Linked DNA regions of Homo sapiens: region 2 is linked to region 1. A link is a loop called in an ENCODE intact Hi-C map of the cell type or tissue named here. Cell type or tissue: transverse colon. All regions are shown on one strand. Each heading gives the region's core, and the rest is flanking DNA. Links, peaks and the distances in the headings are about the cores only.

Region 1 (5,381 bases), core at 206-5,205:
TCTTATTCTTCAATAATATTTTTGGGGCCAGGCACAATGACTTATGCCTGTAATCGCAACACTTTGAGAGGCCAAGGTGGTAGGATCACTTGAGGCAACACAGCAAGAGTCTATCTCTACAAAAAAAAATTAAAAACTAGCCTTGTGTGGTGGTGCACACCTGTTGTCCCAGCTACTTGGGAGGCCGAGGCAGGAGGATTGCTGAGCACAGGAGGCCAAGGCTACAGTGAGTTGTAATCATACCACTGCACTCCAGCCTGGGTGACACAGTGAGACTCCATCTCAAAAATATATATACATGTTTTTTGTTAACAAGCAAGTATATTCTTTCTTTTTTCTTTTTGTTTTTTTTGAGACAGTCTTACTCTGTTGCCCAGGCTGGAGTGCAGTGGCACAATCTCGGCTCACTGCAACCTCTGCCTCCCGGGTTCAAGCAATTCTTGTGCCTCAGCCTTCCAAGTAGCTGGGATTACAGGCACCACCCACCACACCCAGTTACTTTTTGTATTTTCAGTAGAGATGGGGTTTTGCCATGTTGGCCAGGCTGGTCTCAAACTCCTGACCTCTAGTGATCTGCCCACCTCAGCTTCCCAAAGTGCTGGAATTACAGGGGTGGGCCACTGCACCCGGTCATATTCTTTATAACCAAACATACTAAAATTTTTTGATCACTTAAGTATTTGAAGTACTAACATCTAATGTTTTGAGCATTTATTATCTGGGAGTAGACGGAGGCTTTTAATGTCTCAGTGAATCCTACAATCTCCTAAATTTGTTCTTTCCTTGATCTTTTCTGCATCAGGACTTACCTAGGTGCTCTATCCATTGTTAGCATCATCTGTGCCCCTGTTTTTCAAGTGTTAAAATATCCAGTGTAACTATGGCCACACATAAGTTTCCTAGTCTGAGTAATACACATCCCTCAACTAGTATTCTTCACAGGAGAAAACCGTGGAAGGAGGTTAATAAAATAATCAAAGAGATATTTATATACTTCCTTAAAATGCTATTTCATTTAAAGGCATGACTATAAATAGTTCCATTCATGGCTCTAGGCTCCTATGTTTGACTTTCTGGGAAGGAGTATCATAGGGTATCTATGAACGACCCTGAGGAGCTGTTGTTTCCAGAGATGATCAGCCACTTACTTGGAGCTGTTGCATTTGATGACGTGAATTCTATTTTTGGAACATGAACAGATTTAGGATCTGCTGCACTGCAGTGCAACTGAATTCTTATAAGCTTTATTGTTATTCTCCTTATCTTCTCTGACAAAAGAAAAATAGCCTTTCACATGACTGTGTGATGTTGGATATGCCCTCATTGTATATAGAGTTCTTTACTTAAAACAGGAAATTACTTGCTTCTCCCATCAAATCTATCTATCCCCCAGCCCAGGAAAAGTCTTCTGAAAGAAAATAATTGTGAGCCTAGTTCAATATCAGACATATTCTTATTATCTTCATTTTATTGATGAGGGAAAAAGACTCAGGGAGTTTTGGTAACTTCACCAAGGTCAAATAATTAGTAAAGGTCACAGCCAGGAATTTAGCCCACATGTTAAAGCCCTGTACCCACGCTCTTAACTTGTTCACGTCTGCTTCTCTCTTAGCCCTCAATATTCTCATCTGGAGACTGGCAATAATATCTTTCTCTAAATAGCATAAAGAACTTAGATTTTAGTTCTGCCTTTGCTGCTAGCTGGGCATGTTGGAAATACTGCAATCTTCATGGGTTTTGGTTCTCTCAACTATAAAATGAGCATGTAGGTGGGGAGATATACAAGATTCTTTCCAACTGTAAATTTGTTTTATTTTATTTGAATTTAAGCATGATTTTAGAAATGCAAACTACATTGCAGTTGCCTGATGGCTATGGATGCTTTCCTCATCAATGTTCAGACTTACAGAGCTTGCTCCCCACTCTCTGCTACTTTTTGATTTGCCATCAGCCTTTCTCTGCCTGGCCACACCTTCCGCCTGTCCATCTTTGCTCATTCATCATTTCTCTCCCCACATACTTCCCAGTGAGGAGTTAGAGGCTGGGGTGGATAGATACCACACCTTCTCAGAATTGTATCTACCTAGGTGGTTTGGTGACATTGTGTCATTTAACACTGCTGAGAATGAAAATGGGGGCAGTTGCATTAGTGAGCATTGATCTCTAATTGACAGATACCAGCCATGAGACTATACTTTTGCCACAGCTCTGTCTTCTTAGATACAGACATGAGTGATTACACACACAGCCACACATCCACTCCACAAGCACTTAGCAGTGTCACTTTCCATTAGCTGTACATCTAGATTGCTGTCTTTCTTGCTGGTAAGTACACGTTTGAATAACATAATGGAAGATATGTCTACCTGTACATATCAGTTCTGATATTCACGGCTGAGAAAACTTTACCTCTTAGGGTTTATTTTATGTAGTGCCTTGGGCACTACAACACAGGAGCTAAAACTGAGGAGAGTTTTAAGCTTAGGGTTTTTGTTTTTTCTCTCCTCTTTCTGGATGCATAACCACTTCGTCATTGCTGTCAAGTGAGGGCTTGGTATGATGGGAGAATTAGAGGAAACAGCTTAAAAGGCACTGTAATTTTGTCCCTTAGGGACTTTTGTCCAGATCTGCTGGTTATATAGTATGTTCACAGACTTCCTTTAGGAAATTGGTATATTTTTATATGTATATTCTTAGACGATTAAAGACAATATCTGGTAAATAACTTTTTAATAAAATGTAGTTTGTGCATGAATCTTGGTATGAATGAGTAAATGGGTGTGCCATGAGTTTTTCACTTGATTTTTCAGATCCTTGCAGTGCATTGAATAATTTTTTTCAGTACAAGTTACAAAACAAAAACACTGTTGTGTTTAAGCCCTCAGCTGAAAAGGTTTAATGTCTTTAATAATTACAGTGCTTCTAGTGGGAGCAGACATGATAGTGTATGAGGCAACTATTTCAACAAATAGGCCTCAAATCTCAGTGGCTTATAATAAATATGTATTGTTTTTACGTACTGGCCTGGGAGTTGGCTAAGGTTCACTCGATTGGGCCTGGGTTTGACTGAGCTTGGCTCCAGGCTTGCAGGACTGTGCCTGGGACAGATGTTCCACGTCTCATTCGAAGCTCCCGAGGACCATGTTCGTCTCATGGTGAGGGCAGAAGCACAGGGCGGGGCATGAAAACACACCGTGCGTCTTACAGCCTTAATTGGCACACTGTCACATTGTTTACATTCAGATGGCCAAAGGAAGTCACGTGGCAGGGGAAATAGACCAGAAAAGGCCGTGGGTGCGTGATCATATTGCAGGGAGGGAGTGAAACAGTGGGAACAATAATCCAATGTACCCCTGCTAGACAGACTGATTCTATTTTGGAAAGATGAGCTGTGGACACTGCCTCCTGTTTTAAATGGCATATTATTACCTTTGCATTCTGTCTGCTTCTGTTGTTTTGATAATTGACAGCAAAACCTCAGTCTGATGTTGTAGGTTAGCATCAGGAAGTGCAGCTCATCATGTGAATGGCTTTGAAAAGCACAGACTTTCAAAGTGGTTCCAAGGTAAGTCACCCTACCTTTACTGTGACTGTGCTGTACGTTGTATTAACCGTGGTCAGCTGTACAGATAACCTGTGTGTGTATGTGTGATCGATCAAACTGTTGAAATGTCTTTGAGGAACAAAATAACTAATACTGAGTACAAAACAGGTTTGTAGTATGCACATGAAAAGGAAAGACATGTTTAAACTGATAAGACTGATTCAGTTTTTCACAAAATATTCTCTAAAGATCTAACACCCCCAAATCTATTTGTGTCGGAAAATTAAATGACAGTTGACTGTTTTGACAGAATATATTTATCTAATTTCAGATGATTTTTTTCTCTTTTTATTAAATTTATTCAGCTGGAGAGACTAGCTTGGGTATTACCCATTTTAATAAATACAGACGTGCTTTATTTTTGACTGAAAAAAAGTTGTTTGTATTACTAAAACTCTCCATTCCCAAATTATTTTATAAATACATTGTGGTCGTCAGAATGTTGACTTTGTCATTTGTCCTAACCTACTTTGTCAGACTTTTGAGAATAATGGTTTTATGTTACTTATTTCAGTTTTATGTTACTTATGGTCCTTTTCTGTCCAAATGATTCTTGCCAAAATTATTATGCATCATGGTTTTACCTTGCATGTTTCCTTCATAGGGATATTGTCTGGTTAAACCTTAGGTATCAGAAATTAACTCTTTAAAACTAAAACCATTTCCAGAAAGAAGATAACTTTCACCTTGACATTGTTTTTGCTCTGCGTAGAGAGTGAATTGGATTGCACACCTCACCTCATTAATGCAGTATTGGATAGCCACTGCAGGTGTGTGAGGGGTTTGCATGTGTGTTTGCATAAATATGCATGCATGTGTGTTTCAAGGACCCCAAATCCTTGTTGTTATGGGAATGTTTCACTCTCTTGTACCTAAATGATGAACTTACACTCACCAGACAATGTGCCTCTGATGATACAAATGTCTTACCTCAGGTGTTGTACATTGTGTTTTGTGATACATATTATATATGTTATGTTTTATATTGTTTTATTATTCTGTGCAAACTTTACCCAAAGCCAGCAGCTACTTCAAAAGAAAAATGAAAGGTGGAGGGATTTAAAATGAGGGATGTGATTAGTAACCAAAACATCTTGGAAGATGAGGTAGTACAGTGAGAGTATACTGTAAATTTTAAAAAATTTATGCCAAAGGTGAATAGAAATAGTCCAGGAGGAGGATGAGCCATATAAATAGAAGTCAAAGGAGGTCTGAGCTTTAATTTCTTCATCTGTTAAAATATAAGCAGTACTATCTTCCTCAGAGTCAACATGAGCATAAAGCAAAGGTGCTAAGCAGAGTGCCTTCTCCCTGAGGTTCCTTTAGGCATTAGTTCATTCCTATGTCTTGAGACTAGAAGTGGGTCACTCTAAAGCATGTGAGACCCTAAATGAAAGGCCAGAAGACTGTCTGTAGACAGTGGGTAGCAAGGGGATTGAGTGGAAAGGCACTTTGTTCTAAGGGATCTGACCGAGATGAAGGAAGAGCCTGGGTATACTCTTCTAGACAACTGTGTCTGCAGGGGGAACATAGACTGGGGAAGCCCTGGACTCTCATTTTTCTCAGTGGTTGCAGAAAGGTGTTTTGTGGACAGCCTGCTAGAGGGCAACTATAGACACACTGTGACCTGCATCATTCTGAAGTGTGATTGAAAACTAATAAACCAAACAGGCAAACAACAGCCAAACCTTAGCTGTTTTCAAATTTTCTTCCTTCTAAAATGCTACTCTAATATAAGCATGCTATCTCGCAGTTCCTTTCTGAGCTGACTTTTACT
Region 2 (5,381 bases), core at 280-5,279, 62 kb before region 1:
CTCAAATTCCTGAGCTCAAGCAACCTCCCGCCTTGGCCTCCCAACGTGCTGGGATTACAGGGGTGAGCTGCTGCGCCTGGCCTCCGTGAGCGTTAAAATAGCAAGATGTGAGACATTGTTAAGAAATTATGTAACACCAAGTTAACAAAAAAACAAAAAACAGAAAACAACAAAAAAAACTCCTCTATTCAAATTAGATGGAAAACCAGTTTGTTAGTAGAAGGCAGTAGGTGAAGAGCAACATGACCTATGAAGCAATGTAGTGAGAGAGATCTGGGTTTGAAACTTGCATATTCTGAGCCATATTCCCTTAGACAAATTCCTTTATCTCTGAATTTCAGTTTCCTCATCTGTAAAATGGAGATGTACTGATTCCATGAGATAACAAAATGAAAATATAAGTGTATATGTGCTCAGTATATACAAATTCCCTCTCTTAGGGAATAGAATACGCAGTCATATTCCTATTTGAAATTACAGCATAAACTGTGACTTTGAACAGATTCTGAATTTTTTTTTTTTTTTTTTGAGATGGAGTCTCACTCTGTCACCAGGCTGGAGTGCAGTGGCGCGATGTCAGCTCACTGCAACCTTGGCCTCCTGGGTTCAAGGGATTCTCGTGCCTCGGCCTCCTGAGTAGCTAGGATTATAGGCATGCACCACCACACACAGCTAATTTTTGTATTTTTAGTAGAGACGGGGTTTACCATGTTGGCCAGGCTGGTGTCGATCTCCTGACCTGGTGATCTGCCCACCTCGGCCTCCCAAAGTGCTGGGATTACAGGCGTGAGCCACCATACCCAGCCAATTCTGAAAATTTTTAACACTCCTCCCCCAACATCACACACTACTCCTAATCCATGGGAATTGAGGAGATGAGAACAGCTAGAGGAAAATGATGCTTGAAGAGAGAGGAGAGCATTCTATTTTTCCAAAACTCAGCATAGCTCATCTGCTGCTTCCCTTCAGTTTGTCTGAGAATTCATTAATTGAACTCCTAATGCTTAGTGCTCAGCGGATATTGACAGCTTTGCAATTGCTTTTATTACTGATTATTATAAATTACACAATAAGAGACTACCTCCTAAGTGAGTTCTTGGACACATGCAGCGAGTTTTTACCAATAATTATTAAGTATCCCTACACATGTGCATCTTTAGAAAATGCTAGCAATAAGCATTTTAGAAAAGTTTTAAAAATACGGCCGGGAGCAGTGGCTCACACCTATAATCCCAGCACTCTGAGAAGCTGAAGTGGGAGGATCGCTTGAGTCCAAGATTTCCAGACCACCCTGGGAAACATGGCAAAAGGCTGTTTCTACAAAAAAAAAAAATACAAAAAAACTAGCTGGGTGGTGGTGGCACGTGCCTGTAGTCCCACCTATTCGGGAGGCTGAGGCAGGAGGATCACTTGAGCCTAGGATGTTGAGACGGCAGTGAGCCATGTTTGCACCACTGTACTCCAGCCTAAGCGACAGAGCAAGAACCCATCTAAAAAAAAAAAAAAAAAAAAAAAAAACTACTTGAGTGAGAACAGCCCCATATACAATTGTGAAAGAGGCAAGGCCTCTCCTGGTCTCCTGGCATTCTGGTTTGACCAGATATCTGCAATTTTCATAACTGTCATTTTATCACTCTCTTCCTCAAGGAGTTACTTTTACCAGACTCTTCCTCCTTTCTCTCTTCCTTCACTCAAAATATACTTTTATGTAGCTTTTTTGCTATTTAGAAGCAGTTAGAAAAAACCTGAGGAAAATAATTCACTAAAGATATCAAGGGCTAATGAATAGTTATTGTGTTATCATTCCCAGGGTGTGGGCGGTGCTTGTTTTAAGCAAGGAAGGCTTGAAGACTGGGCAATAGCTTAAGAAACTAGAAATATAGAGTTTGTGTGTGGGGATGGTAGCCACAGAGACATTTCTGAGGTCCCTCATATCACACAAGGAAGCAGCCACCTTCACTAATTATGTGACATTTCAGCCGTTTCTGTGGTGACATCATTGAAAAATCTGTACAGGGCCAGCCGTTCCTTATAGATTTTTTGCTGTTCCTCTGTCATTCCATTTGGCTTCGAATAGACAACAGGAAGGAAAAAAGAAGGCAATACAACAACAAAAAATAAATAAAAAAGAAAACAGCAAAACTTGATTAAGACTTGAGTTATTTAAATTTTAAACTTTTACATTGAAATTTTTACTGTTGACACCAAATTTGGGGCCTAAGATCTTTCCTCACATTGTGTTTTAAGTTGAATCGATAATTTGAGCTCAGATCTTGAAGGTGGTTTTTAGAGGGTAAAAAGGCTTGATCGATCTACCTTTGCAAAGTAATATTCCAAATATGAGTTATGAAAATGGCTGTGTTTTCTAAGGATCTCAAAGCCCCCTAGATAAGGACTTCTGGGAGTTATGATAGCTCTATTTTACAGAAGAACATAAACCAAGGTCTAGAGAAGTTGAGAGACCTGATCCAGGCTGCACAGTGAGTCCCCATGTAGGGAAAGGGAACTTTTGTCCTGGGGGTGAAATGAGAGGACTTTCCCATCTCTCAGTTATACAAAAGTTCTACTGATCAGGAGTAGGGTGGGAGTGAGGAAGAGATTGAAATCTGGCTGTTGTCTGATTCCTTGAGTTGTTGAGGTCAGCCACAGAGGAAGGATAAGTCATGGTTATGCTTTGATTTTATGTTGGTGTGTGATTTATGCACTCTGTTAGACAAGCTGCTTTCTTCCCCTGTTCCTCTAACAGGCAGTCTCATTGCTGGAGATGACTGTCAGCTGCTTTCTCTGCATAGCCACCATCACATGCCTCACCACTGGAGCCTGGGAAGCCTGACCACAAACCGGCATCTCCAAGGCATGAATAATTAGGTAGGCATAATGGAAGGCACTCATTGTACCCTCCAATTGCATAAGCCCATTACGGAACTCTGCTACATCAGCTTCTGTCTTCCAAAGGGGGAAGTCAGAGGATTTTCATACAAGGGCACTGTAACTCTAGACAGATCCAATAAAGGTTTTCATAACTGCTACCAAGTCAGGGAGGAGTCAGACATCATCAGCCTCAGCCAGGAGCCGGACGAACATCCAGGCGACATATTTTTCAAGCAGACTCCCACGAAAGACATTCTAACTGAGCTGTACAAACTCACAACAGAGAGGGAGAGACTGCTAACCAATCTCCTGAGCTCAGACCACATCCTGGGGATCACGATGGGGAACCAGGAGGGGAAGCTGCAAGAGCTGTCCGTGAGCCTGGCCCCCGAGGATGACTGTTTCCAGAGTGCTGGTGACTGGCAGGGAGAGCTCCCCGTGGGCCCTCTCAATAAGAGGAGCACCCACGGGAACAAAAAGCCTCGGAGGTCTAGTGGAAGGAGAGAGAGCTTTGGGGCCCTTCCACAGAAGAGGACCAAAAGAAAAGGGCGTGGAGGCCGAGAATCAGCTCCTCTGATGGGCAAGGACAAGATCTGTTCCAGCCACTCCCTTCCTCTTTCTAGAACAAGGCCTAACCTTTGGGTACTAGAGGAGAAAGGAAATCTGCTCCCGAATGGGGCACTTGCCTGCTCCCTGCAGAGGAGAGAGAGCTGCCCCCCAGATATTCCCAAGACGCCAGACACAGACCTTGGCTTTGGGAGCTTTGAGACGGCTTTCAAGGACACTGGGCTTGGAAGAGAAGTGCTGCCCCCTGACTGCAGCTCCACAGAGGCAGGAGGGGATGGCATTCGGAGGCCGCCGAGCGGGCTGGAGCATCAGCAAACAGGTTTGTCTGAAAGTCACCAGGACCCTGAGAAGCATCCAGAGGCAGAAAAGGATGAGATGGAGAAGCCGGCTAAGCGGACTTGCAAGCAGAAACCTGTCTCCAAAGTGGTGGCCAAAGTTCAGGACCTGTCCTCCCAGGTACAAAGAGTAGTTAAAACGCATTCTAAGGGTAAGGAGACGATTGCCATTCGCCCAGCAGCCCACGCTGAGTTTGTACCCAAAGCCGACTTGCTCACCCTCCCGGGAGCTGAGGCTGGGGCTCATGGCTCCAGGCGGCAGGGCAAGGAGCGGCAAGGGGATAGGTCATCGCAGTCGCCAGCCGGGGAAACAGCCTCCATTTCTAGTGTGTCGGCCAGTGCCGAGGGGGCCGTGAACAAGGTCCCCCTGAAGGTGATAGAGAGTGAGAAGTTAGATGAAGCCCCTGAGGGGAAAAGACTGGGCTTCCCTGTCCACACGAGTGTCCCTCACACTCGCCCAGAAACGAGAAACAAGAGGAGAGCCGGGTTGCCCCTTGGTGGCCACAAGTCCTTGTTTCTGGATCTGCCCCACAAAGTAGGTCCTGACTCCTCACAACCCAGAGGTGATAAGAAGAAGCCATCCCCACCAGCACCGGCAGCTCTTGGCAAGGTGTTTAATAATTCAGCCTCGCAGTCCAGCACACACAAACAGACGTCACCTGTTCCCTCGCCTCTGTCTCCAAGGCTCCCCAGCCCTCAGCAGCATCACAGGATCCTCCGGCTCCCTGCATTGCCTGGTGAGAGGGAAGCTGCTCTTAATGACTCTCCTTGTAGAAAGAGCCGTGTCTTCTCTGGGTGCGTCTCTGCTGACACCTTGGAGCCACCATCCTCTGCAAAGGTCACGGAGACCAAAGGAGCCAGCCCGGCCTTCCTCAGAGCAGGCCAACCTCGGTTGGTGCCTGGGGAAACTTTGGAAAAGAGCTTGGGGCCAGGGAAGACCACAGCTGAGCCCCAGCACCAGTCACCTCCAGGTTAGTCTCTGTTTAAGATGCTTTGAATCTATTCTTGGCTGATTGGGGAACTATCAGTCTGCCTGTGCTACTTAGAAACTGACTGATTAACAATGGACCAAAATTCCTAGGCCTATTACTTCACTTTGTAGCAAGAAAACGGGGAGTGGAACAGCGGGGTGTGGAGATGATTAGGATGGTTTTGACCTAGTGGTTCAGAGGTATAGTTGCTTCCAGGACTTTGTGAATGTCTTTTATTTCTTTCTTTTTTTTTTTTTTTGGCATCCTCTAAAGTTACTTCTGTGGTTGCGTAACAGTGACTCTCAAAGGAAAACAGGAACAGGCAGAGAGAAGTGGTAACTTGTCCCTGCCTTTGATGGTAACACTGGGTAATTGGCCTCTTGACCTAAATTCTGCCATTCATGCTGCTGGAGTCATTCTAGGGATTCTCTAAGCAGAAGTGCAAAAGTACGCTGTGTCTTCACTTATGTCTGTAGTTAGAGGTTTTTGTTTGTTTGTTTTTAGTAATCATCTCGATAAGTGCTATTATTTTATGACAAAAACTTTTGTGTTTTAACAGAACAGGAAGGAATTCAGTCTAATTTGAAGAAACTTGGTTCAAAGTTTTCTTTTTTTACAGTTTTTAAATTTCCCAAAT

What was found. Hi-C counts contacts between places; a loop is a spot of excess contacts. Peaks named below come from ENCODE experiments on the same cell type or tissue, not always from the same donor. Only the 100,000 strongest peaks of a DNase experiment are listed, where the experiment ranks them.
Region 2: it touches region 1 in a loop (5-fold over the local background); 2 of 110 quality-filtered maps call a loop at or near these places.

The regions. Positions count from the first base shown.
Region 1 is chr15:33,090,317-33,095,697 of GRCh38, reverse strand. The region is part of intron 4 of FMN1 (formin 1); the gene reads left to right. Among named protein-coding and RNA genes, the nearest start is that of FMN1, 100 kb to the left of the region's middle. In transverse colon, for the core only: no CTCF peak of the experiment used is centred there; a DNase peak (open chromatin) is centred at 3,187; H3K27ac peaks cover 658 bases.
Region 2 is chr15:33,152,411-33,157,791 of GRCh38, reverse strand. It overlaps FMN1 (formin 1), which reads left to right. Exons shown (of 21, transcript NM_001277313.2): 4 at 2,747-4,744. The coding sequence starts at 2,878. Among named protein-coding and RNA genes, the nearest start is that of FMN1, 40 kb to the left of the region's middle. In transverse colon, for the core only: no CTCF peak of the experiment used is centred there; a DNase peak (open chromatin) is centred at 2,818; H3K4me3 peaks cover 1,790 bases; H3K27ac peaks cover 2,332 bases.